Linked DNA regions of Homo sapiens: regions 1 and 3 are each linked to region 2. Evidence: chromatin contacts called from ENCODE Hi-C or POLR2A ChIA-PET data. All regions are on one chromosome and are shown on one strand. The core of a region is the stretch at or near the end of the contact, and the rest is flanking DNA. Distances in the headings are between cores, read along the strand shown.

Region 1 (3,408 bases), core at 312-2,811, 2.8 Mb before region 2:
CTGAACTCTCAACTACTGCACCCTAATCAAACAATCCCTCTGGTCAAATGTGAGTGGTAATAATAGTACCCACCTCGTGGGTGTTGAGGGTGAGCCCAAGTTAGCATTCAGCGTGGGCATGTGAACAATTATAGTCAATATTGAATGGAGACCTATGATGCTTTTATGAAGGTTTCTATTTTGGGTTAAAAGTGCACAAATTTCTCCTGACCGGAAATGATCTCTGAGTGCAAATATTTCATATCAATGGAATAACGCAAATGATTAAGCAACACCCCATAAAATGGGGCAGACCCAGGGAGGAATATATATCCAAACTCACTCATCCCAGTGAGCTCACCGCACATGAATTACAAATGGGGCCGGGTGCATTAAGCCCCTCTACTGGCAGAAGGGAGGCTGCTGCCTGCCATGCGCCTGTGCTGAGAATGGCAGGTCCCCAGGGAGACGAGAGGCCACCCCCTTCTCTGTCTCTTCCATCACAGGCGTGAGAACCTCAGAGCATGAGCCGATTCTGTGCAGTGCTCGACATACAGACGAGAACACTGAGGCAGGAGAGACAGCCTGTGACCTGGTCACTGCGCTCAGGAGGACGTGGTTACCCGTGGTCCTGAGGGCGCTGACTTTTTAGAATGGGCGAGGGCAGCTCTGTCCCAGTGACCAGAACGGTTACTGTCTTTAAAAAGTCGTGAAAATGATCGTGAACTGTACCCCACAACGAGTGCGCGTCTGCCCCCCAAGACGGTGGAGAGGCCCCCAGCTTCTCCCGCCAGCTCGCGGGGCAGGAGGGGTGCGAGCAACTCTGGCCAGGCCCCAGGGACGGGGACCGGGTCGCGCGGACCTGACCGGCGGGAGCCCAGGCATTCACGTGGCGGGAGCGCTGGAGGCTTCAGCACGGAGACCCATCCCGTCTGCCCCTGGACTCCCGCGAGCCCCGCGGGCCTCTCCGCTCGCCCCGCCGCCCACCTGCCAGGGGAAGGAACGCAGTGCGCGCGCCGCCAGGAAGCGGCGCTCGAAACTCTGCAGCAAGAGTTCGGTCCCCGCGTTCTCCTCGGGCACCATGACGGGGGCGGGGCCGCAGCGTTGCCGGGAGACCGGGCGGAAGCCGAGCCTGGACTGAAAAGGGGGCGGGCCCAGGGCAGTGCGCGGGGGCAGAGAGGGGGCGGGGCCTGGGGGTAGGCTTAGGATGAGAGTCGTGGGAGCGGCTCTAGGGCGGGGCCAGGATGAGCGTTATGAGGCGGGGGCCTGGGGTGGGGCCAGAATGAGCGTCTTGAGGGCGAGGCCTGGGGTAGGGCCAGGAGAAGCGTCGTTGGGGCAGGTCCTGGGGAGAGTTCAGGTTGGCGTGTCCTGGGGCGGGGCCAGGACAGGGCGATCCTGGAAGCGGGGCTTCGGAAACATCCAGGTTGGAGACGTCCTGGAGGCGGGGCCTTGCGTGGGGGCAGGATAAGAGTCCTGGAGGCGGGCGTTAGGGTGGGGGTAAAGGACGATTGGGTTCAGGAGGCGAGACTCGGAGCAGAGCCCAGGAGACAGGTCCTAGGGCGGGGCTAAGGCCAGACCCGGAGAACGGCTCAGGAGGCGGGGCCAGGGCGGGGCGTTGACTATGTCGTAGCACGTGGCCAGGCGCTGCTCGGACTCTGGGAGGCGGAGCTTAGGACGGGCCTACGTGGGGAGGGGCCCAGGGTCCGGGAGGCGGGGCCGAGTCCGGGCTGCTGGCTGCGCTCAGGAGGCGGGCCCTGGGAGGCGGAGCTTAGGGAGGGGCCGGTGTCGGGAGGGACCCAGGGACTGGGAGGCGGGTCGGGGCTGGGCTCAGGGGCCGAGAGGGAGCTGGGCTTGGGGCGGGGCCGAGACGGAGCGAGGGGTCCAGGGTGTGAGAAACGGGGAGGGGTTTGAGGAGGGGATTGGAGCGTGGCTCAAGTTCGGGAGGCGTTACCTGCGGAGAGTTTGAGGCAGGCCCAGGAGCGAGCCCACGGTCTGCCGACGCGGAGCCAGGGACGGGCCCCAGGATCCGGAGCTTCAGGCGGGGCCGAGTCCGGGTTTGGGGCCCGGGAGTCGGGGCCGGTTAGGGCGAGGGTCCCCGGGATCGTCCGGTCAGGCCTTGGGCCAACGTAGGCACTCTCGCAGTTCCTCCGCCTTCAGGAAGGTCTTTTTGGCAGGGGCCTTATGGGTGCGCGCTTCGGTCCTGGAGGCGTTATCCTAGCCTCCTCTCCATCAGCGCCACCCGTCCGGGGCCCGATAGGAGGGAGTTTTCCCTCTGTCCCCCACCCTTTGGACTGTCACCAAACAAGCCATTCGTTCACCAAATACTTATTAAGCGCCTACCATGTGTCTGGCAAGGGAGATGTAACAGTGAGAAAAACTAGGTGTGGTCCAGGCCCTCCAGGGGCTCAGGGGCTCGTGGAAGAAGTGGACATTGAGGTACTTATCACACAAATAAGTATAAAAGTACAATAGCGATATCTGCCACGAAGGCGAGCAGACAGAGCTAGCGGGGCTTCCAGGAGGAGTTTTGATCTTGCAGGGACAGGAAGGAGGAGTTAGCTCCTGGGGGGCGGGATTGGGGGTGGTGGTGATATAGACGTGGGGGACAGAGTGGAAAACAACAAAAATATAATTATTTTAGTTCAAAGTTATTGTGTCTTGAGTTGAAAGGCTGGGCAGTTAGCAACACAGTTCAGATTTCAGTACTGCCCCTGAAATCTGAACTGTGTTCAAAGTCTAAAACGTTTACCTTAGCAAATCCCTCATAAAACTCCATTTGGAAGAGTCCCGAGAGCTAATTTGTTCAGTGTACTTGCAAAAGGTAGATGAGGAGACAGACAAAATCTTATTACCTCTTTCAGATGAGAGGCACTTGAGCCCTGCTCAGCTGCGAGAATAAGAGAGGGGAATTAATTCTATTTGAATACACGTGTTCTCTCACAGCTGTTGTTCCCCACCAGAACCAAATGAGCGCAAGATCTGACAAAGAAAAAAAAAAAAGGTTCATCTTTTATTCCCCCAAACACTTTCATTTAAATCAAGAGGGTGGGATGTGGTTATTGCTGTGTTTTTAGACAGAATCAACAGTTTCTGGGTCTGAGATATTGCATACACCCTCTCAGTCCCTGTATCCTGAGATGGAGTCACCTGAGAATCCACAGCATGTCCTAACCTGGGATGGGTCTGGGTGATTAAGGAAGGTTGGCTTTAGAACTGGGCCGGGGCACTGCTTTGCTTTTGCTGTTTTGATCAGCTCTCTGCCTGCAGGAGAGAAGGAAAACCAATGGGAACAGGTTAGTTACACTCATAAATCCTGGGCTTATTTTATTAACTCACATAATAGCTATTAATTGCCTTTCCTCCAAGGAGCAAAAGGGCATATACGGTCAATACTATAATAAGTACCACTGTATTATGTTATACTAAAAT
Region 2 (3,568 bases), core at 1,069-3,568:
CCACTATCAAGATGTGATCCAGGTATTATATATACCTGTTCCAATGTCACTGCGACAGCATTAAACATAACCTTCATCCCTATGTCACTCTCACAGTCCCTTTTCTGTCTTTTGGAAATAGAACAATTACAAATCATTAAAAAATCCTCCCACATCACCTTCAGTGTCTATTATAAATCTTCTTTCCCAAAGTCTCTCTCACTCTGAGACAAAATTCTGGGTTCAGCCTTGCCACTGTATCCCTGTATGATCTCTGGCTACTGAATTTAATTTCTCATCTATAAAATGAAAGTTCCTGTCTTTGTCTACAAGGTATCTATATAAATCAGTATAATAAAATTTGAAATCCCTATGTAAAGCATGAATGCTGTTCAGATGTTAAGTTATACAGAATCATTGTATAAATGTATGCTTCCTCAACCTAATACAACAGCCACACCATCATCACTTTAAATTTCTGAAGTTCATAAAGCTATAGAAATAATTTTTAAAATTAAAAATTGGGTTGACACTTTTTATTTGGGTAAATTAGATCTTTTTTTTTTTAACCCACCATCTACTGTTACCATTACTGCATCAACGAAAGAGCACTGCAACACCAAAAGAATAGGAATGATAATCTCTGAGAATAAATTTATCTTCATGAATAACCATACTGTCTTTCTCTCCCTCCATCTTGGATAGATGATAATTTTATCATGTACAGGGTCCTTGGTCCAGTGTTTAGGAACCACTACTCTAAACTCTGAACTGTAAGTTCTGACTGACTGGGCAAGTTGCCAAGTGTTCTACCAATATGGAGGCCTGTCTGGACTCCAGAAAGAAGCAATGAGAATATACCACAGGATATAGGAGTTGGCTCTGAAGCTAAGACTCTGGAAAAGAATGGGGACTGAGGCTGTCTAATTCTCAGGAAATGGTCTCTCCCTGTCCACTGTAGAGTTAAGGAAAGACTTAACTCTTTCTGAGTCTGGAAAGAATAGGATGTCCCAACCCCATGGCTGACTAGCAGTAGAGAGGAAAATTTAGTAGTGTGAAAGTGGCCATTATCACTGAATGCCAAACCAACTTTCCAGAATTTCACGTGCATTTGGGTTGGTGGGGAGAAGAGGACCTAAAAGAATGCTAGTAAGATGAACCCAACTACAGGGTGTGGAGAGGAAGAGATAAATTTTCAGGTGGCTAAAATGTTCAGTATCTTGAGACTGATGATGATTTCACAGATGTGTACACATGTCAAAACTCATCAAACACACATTTTAAATATAATATAAACTAGCTTTTTAAAAAATTCAACTGTAAGAAAGGAGAGTAAGGCCATCCTGTTTGGGATCCTAAATATAGTACTGTATAGGGCAAACCATATGACCTCCATAAAAGTAGAATTAGCAACTGAATATGGTCAATCCAATCAAAGACCCACAGTTAAGCACAGGTAAGGAGCAACAGTGGAATAAGGTTGTCCAGAAGCAAGTAGAGAGAAAACACAAGCTGTCACAGCGCAAAACCCTTCATGAGAGGGCCCATCTTCAACTATGCAGTCCAGAGAAGGAACTCGAAGGAACTGAAGTTTCTGTGATTACTCTGTTGAAGTCTGAGCCTCAAATATGACTTTCATTACCATAGTACTATTGCCTATGACACCTTCATTTTCTCGTCCTCCAGAATATGGAAAGTCCATGGGAGCAGAGGAGTCAGGTGCACAACACTTCCATCTAAGCTGCCCTACTTTGTCTAAAACTATTGCTCTCACTGGACAGGGCAGTCCATCGAAGGAGGCCTCAGAACCAACCTCTCACCTTTATCCAAGTCTCACAAGCCCTAATTCCCTCCTCCCATGCCTCGCCTTCAACTCCCTCACCAATTTGCCGCCACCCCGCAGGCTCCCACCTGCGCCTTTTACTCTCTCTCTCCTCGCGCAGGCCTTACCCCTCACTCTAGTCCCAGGGTATCCTTCACACCAGCCCTCAGTAGCCCCAGCCCTAGTAAACCGCGTTCAGGAGTCCCTTCAACTTGGCACCTCCGAAAGCACCCAGCCTCTCACAGCCCCTCATTTGTCCACTCACCTGTAAGCTCTCACCCTCCTTCCCTATCTTAGACACTCACACCCGGACCCTCACCACCTGCCAACCCCTCACAACCAGTACAGTAACCAAACCCGTCACCGTCTTTTCCCAGTCTCTCATCCCCACAAACGACTCTCCAGGCCCTCTGGCCCATGCGTACCGTTCACTCACGGAACGCCGAACCTGGCCGGGCCCGGTTGCTGCTGCGGTGTTAGGTGAGTTCAGGCCGCCGCCATCGCTTCTCAAGCGCACCAGCCGCGCCCCGCCCCGCGCCACACGCAGCCCGCGCCCCCGCGCACCACACGCAACCGCCCGGCGTCGCACGACTGGGCAATGGCGTGCCAGCTCATTGGCTGAGCCGGACCAAACCCGAGCAAGGACGCTTGTTTCCTGGCAACGGCTAAACGCAAGGGCGGGGTCGCCGACGGCTATCCGAGGGAGGAGCACCGCCTCTCCTCTTGGTTCCGTCCCTTCGTACGTAAACCCCGCCCCTCAGAAGGACTCCGGCGTGTCATAGGCGAAGGCCTCTGGGAAGGTGGAGGCCGGCAGGGCGGAGGCGGAGCCCGGGAAGGAAAGGTGGAACCAGAGGGCAGAAGGCGGGACCTAAGGAGAGGCGATTTTTACAGGCAGGGAAAGATCAGAAGGGCGGGGCTTGGGAGAGATGGAGCCGGAAGAAAGACGAGCGAGAAAGGGGTGGGGCCATGGATTCCAGGAGACGCTTGGAGTGGAAGAGTGGGTGTGGAGGGGCGAGGCTATCACGAAAAGAGAGGAGGAATCAGTAGGTGGGCCGGGCCTGCGGAAAAGTGGAGCCCTAGAGAGGGCTGACTGCGGGCACTCTAGTTCATTTTGCTCCATCGTCGTGCATAGCTTGGTCTCTACTTTAGTACCCCAGCGGTGACTGCCCCTGGCTCCCCCAACACCGCTGTGCTGTGCTGCTCCGTCACCCCTTGAGCACTTAGTCAAGGAACACGGAATAAGTGCCTGCATGCCCAGCTGGATTCCGGATCAATTAGAACCGGCCTCTGCTCTCCAGGACCTCAGAGAATTGCAGCGTAGTGTAATAAGTACATTACTACGGGGGCCACCTAGGAGCAGCACTTAGCATGATTTGCATGTATAGAGGATGAGAGGAAGGTACGGTGAAGGAGCTTAGGGAAGACTTCCGGGAGGTGACGGTGTCTAAGCCGAGTCTTGGGAAACAAGCAAGAGTAAGATAAACTAAAATAGAAAAATAGAAGTTTCAGATAAGGCATGTAGTTTTAAAAGTACTTTACCGGCTGGGCGCGGTGGCTCACGCCTGTAATCCCAGCACTTTGAGAGGCCGAGGCGGGCGGATCACGAGGTCAAGAGTTCGAGACCAGCCTGACCAACATAGTGAAACCCCGTCCCTACTACAAATACAAAAATTAACTGGGCGTAGTGGCGCGCGCCTGTAATCCCAGCTGCTTGGGAGGCTGGGGCAGGAGAATCGCTTGAACCCGGGAGGCGGAGGTTGCAGTTAG
Region 3 (3,580 bases), core at 612-3,111, 2.7 Mb after region 2:
CACTTCAGCCTGGCTGACAGGGTGATACCCTCGTTTCTTTATTAAACAAAAAAGAAGAAGAAGGAAGAAGGAAGAAGAGGAAGAAGAGGAAGAGGAAGGAGGAGGAGGAGGAAGAAGGAGAAGGAGAAGGAGAAGGAGAAGAAATGGAAAAAAAAAGATGGCAGAGCCAGAATTCAAACCAGCTCTCCCGAGTGGATATACAGGACCCCATGCACGTACAACCACTATGTTCTAAAGGAGGCACTTGATAAACCCTTATTGAAGGAAATGTTTTGGAATACCAATAAAATGAAAAAAAAATCATCTCAAGAATAATGTAGGGTTTCACTCACTGTTATTCTTTTTTATAAGGGGAAAGCAGGAAATTTGCAAAAGTTAAGTAGCATAGAAGGAGGTCGTATTGGTCGGCTACTACTCACCTGGTACCTGATAATTGCTCATCAAGCCATCTGTTGAGACTAGGTGAGGATGGAGTTTCTCTCCTTTTTCATGAACCACAGAGGAGACTTAAAGGAGGATTTATTTGTGTTCCTTAAAGTGACCCCCACTGAGCGTGTCCCTCAAAGTGGACCTTCCTAAGCATCGGCGCTTTGCTTTGCGCTGGGTGGTGCGGCTGAGTCACTAATTAGCAGTGAGAGCCTGGGCTGTATCTCCTACCAAATAACCAGCGGAGTGGAGTGACAGGTCCTTACTTAAACATGGTTTAAGTAAGCATTCACAGTTCCTTACTTAAACATGGTGCAGTCTTCCTAAAAGATGGAGTCAGACCCCAAGAGAACAGGTCTCCAAAAATATGTGAATCCGTACTTCCCACTGGAGGGGAGAGAGAGCTGCGCTGAGGGATTATGAGAGACCCTACAACTTCTCAGGCGCCCCCTGCCCCGGGGGCCAGGAACATCTGCAGACAGCCCCGCCTCCGTCTCGCCTCAATCCCGAGCTGTTCCCTTCTCCAAAGGCCACCTTGGCAGCCACACAGTTTGGCCTAATCACCTCCTCAAACAAGAGTAGCGACACCCCAAAATGTAGACCAAGCAGAAAGAGGCGCGGGAGGCACTTGCCTTATTCCCCATGATGTTTTTGTTTTGAGACGAAGTCTTCCTCTGTCGCCCAGGCTGGAGTGCAGTGGCGCGATCTCGTCTCACTGCAACCTCCGCTTCCCGGGTTCAAGCGATCCTCCCACCTCGACCCTCCCGAGTACCTGGGACTACAGATGCGCGCCACCACTCCTCCTACTGTGTGTGTGTGTGGACACGGGTTGTCGCTATGTTGCCTACCTAGCTGGTACCCCATAACCACTCCTGGCTAGTGTGTGTGTGTGTGTGTGGACACGGGTTGTCGCTATGTTGCCTACCTAGCTGGTACCCCATAACCACTCCTGGCTAGTGTGTGTGTGTGTGTGTGTGTGTGTGTCTACACGGGTTCTCGCTATGTTGCCTACCTAGCTGGTACCCCATAATTTTTTAGCTCAACAGGAGACCTGCCTTTATACCCACCAAGTTAAGCAGCGCAGTAGCCCTCTAAGGGCCAGCCCCACGCCCAGAGGCTCCTCTGACAGCGTGGACAGATGCCCTGGGCTGCTGGCTCGACTCAGTCCTCAGCCCCCAGCCCCCGACCCCCGACCCCCGGCCCCCGACCCCCGACCCCCGGCCCCCAGCGCCCGGCGCCCCGCCTCCAGCGCTCAGCAGTTAACCAGGCAACTCGCGCGCAGACGCCAAGGCTGGGACGCAGAAGGCGTGTTTGGCCGCCCAGCCGCCCCGCCTCCCCCACTTCTCCCGCCTCTCCCGCCTCTCCCGCCTTCCGCCAATGGCCCAGCTGCGCCGGCGCCGCCGGGAGCGCTAGGCCTGGTCCCTCTTCCTAGAATAGCGTTGCGCGCATGCGCCTTGACGAGTGAGCCGGGTGAGGGGGCTCCCTAAGTAGCGGAAGGGGTAGATGAAAATGGAAGGGGCGGGCGCGCTAGGCCTAGTCCTGGCTGGGCTCCCGCTGGAGTGTGCGTTGGGGGCGGACCAGGAGCGGTGGTCTCCAGGGAGGTCGAGGCTGGGGCTCCCACCCGGATTTGGAGCAGGGTCGCCGCGGCCCAGCTGACCCGCCGGCGTTTGTACGTTGTGTGCCCACTCAGGGAGCCATGGACAACTGTTTGGCGGCCGCAGCGCTGAATGGGGTGGACCGACGTTCCCTGCAGCGTTCAGCAAGGCTGGCTCTAGAAGTGCTGGAGAGGGCCAAGAGGAGGGCGGTGGACTGGCATGCCCTGGAGCGTCCCAAAGGCTGCATGGGGGTCCTTGCCCGGGAGGCGCCCCACCTAGAGAAACAGCCGGCAGCCGGCCCGCAGCGCGTTCTCCCGGGAGAGGTGAGGGTCGCTGTGCCGGGGGCCGCCCCAGTCCTTCGCGCCGCGGTAGCCCGCTGGGAGCCAGGGGTGCGCAGCGCAGAAGCAGCTGAGGAAACCTTCCCTTAGCGGAAGCTGGAAAGGATCAGAACAATGAATGGAAAAGTCCTTTCAAAACGCTTTACATTTGACAGATTCTTGTTGGGTAGCTGTAGAATAACGGTAGTGTTCAGCCCTGGTTGGTTACTTAAAAAAAAAAAAAAAAATTAGCCGGGCGCGGTGGCTCATGCCTGCAATCCCAGCACTTTGGGAGGCCGAGGCGGGCGGATCACCTGAGGTCGGGAGTTCGAAAGCAGCCTGACCAACATGGAGAAATCCCGTCTCTACTAAAAATACAAAATTAGCCGGGCGTGGTGGCGCATGTCTGTAATCCCAGGTACTAGGGAGGCTGAGGCAGGAGAATCGCTTGAACCCGGGAGGCGGAGGTCGCGGTGAGCCGAGATCGCGCCATTGCACTCCAGCCTGGGCAACAAGAGCGAAACCTCCGTCTCAAAAAAAAAAAAAAAAAAAAAATCTTACAGCTATCATCTGATAGTAGAGGAAAGCCTGCAAGCCTGTCTCTTAGATCCTGGATAAATTGCATGTCTATCTTTTAGAGTTGGAATTCTTTCTCAATAACATCGTTCTTTCTGACATAAACTTGCAGAGCCTTTCCAAAAGTAAAAAGGAGACTATTTCCAAAATGGCTTCATTCTCCAGTAGGGAATCCTAGAGCTAACCTGTGACGTGCCATTTATTCAAATAGAGAGAAGAGAGACCCCCAACCCTTAGTGCTTCCTTCAGAACAATGGCTGAATTCATGGACTATACTTCAAGTCAGTGTGGGGTAAGTTGGTGTGAACCAAAACTATGCCCCATCACCTGCTGATGGACCACATTTGGATCTTTCTGGAATTTACGGAGAATCTGGACACTACCTGTTTCTCCTGCCCAGCCTTCACGGTCAGATTGTAATCAGTCAAGGACTTAAACCAGGGGGTAAATCCAAGTTAGAATTCACCCAATAAATGTTTATTGAATGCCTAACCCTGTAGCTGACAATATAGCAATGAAAAGTCAGAAAAGGTCTTCTGCCCTCAGTGATCTTTCAGTCTAGTGGGGGGAAAATAGCTTATTTGCCGAATTTCATAGCAAATAAGTTAAATATTAGGGGTTTTTTTTAACTTTTTTTTTTTTTTTTTTTTTGAGACAGAGGCTTGC

What was found. Hi-C counts contacts between places; a loop is a spot of excess contacts on that map. ChIA-PET counts read pairs that join two places held with the same protein, here RNA polymerase II (POLR2A). Pooled maps may share reads with other maps.
Region 1: a map of ascending aorta shows a loop between it and region 2 (6-fold over the local background). The contact joins the enhancer-like site here to the promoter of FHIP1B in region 2. A Hi-C loop is called at or near these places in 1 of 168 maps with a recorded cell type or tissue (ascending aorta), 2 of 37 single-sample maps with no recorded cell type and 11 of 50 pooled maps.
Region 3: a map of CD4-positive, alpha-beta T cell shows a loop between it and region 2 (6-fold over the local background). The contact joins the promoter of AKIP1 here to the promoter of FHIP1B in region 2. A Hi-C loop is called at or near these places in 1 of 168 maps with a recorded cell type or tissue (CD4-positive, alpha-beta T cell) and 6 of 50 pooled maps. POLR2A ChIA-PET finds 5 or more read pairs at or near these places in 1 of 52 experiments (Panc1).

The regions. Positions count from the first base shown.
Region 1 is chr11:3,421,435-3,424,842 of GRCh38, forward strand. It overlaps the pseudogene FAM86GP. Among named protein-coding and RNA genes, the nearest start is that of ZNF195, 44 kb to the left of the region's middle. RefSeq lists silencers at 835-974, 1,005-1,144, 1,645-1,854. Within about 2 kb of position 1,562, at least 36 of the 41 ENCODE cell types and tissues checked have a DNase peak (open chromatin) inside an H3K27ac peak, as active enhancers do; they include ascending aorta, where a contact is called at or near this core.
Region 2 is chr11:6,232,318-6,235,885 of GRCh38, forward strand. It overlaps FHIP1B (FHF complex subunit HOOK interacting protein 1B), which reads right to left and starts at 2,319. Exons shown (of 12, transcript NM_001098794.2): 1 at 2,227-2,319. It also overlaps a transcript of CNGA4 not described here. RefSeq lists silencers at 1,994-2,043, 2,224-2,523 and enhancers at 2,566-3,256, 2,654-2,733.
Region 3 is chr11:8,909,328-8,912,907 of GRCh38, forward strand. AKIP1 (A-kinase interacting protein 1) reads left to right here and starts at 1,862. Exons shown (of 6, transcript NM_020642.4): 1 at 1,862-1,896; 2 at 2,117-2,344; 3 at 3,126-3,206. The coding sequence starts at 2,123. It also overlaps a transcript of DENND2B not described here. RefSeq lists a silencer at 1,627-1,906 and enhancers at 1,997-2,066, 2,077-2,166.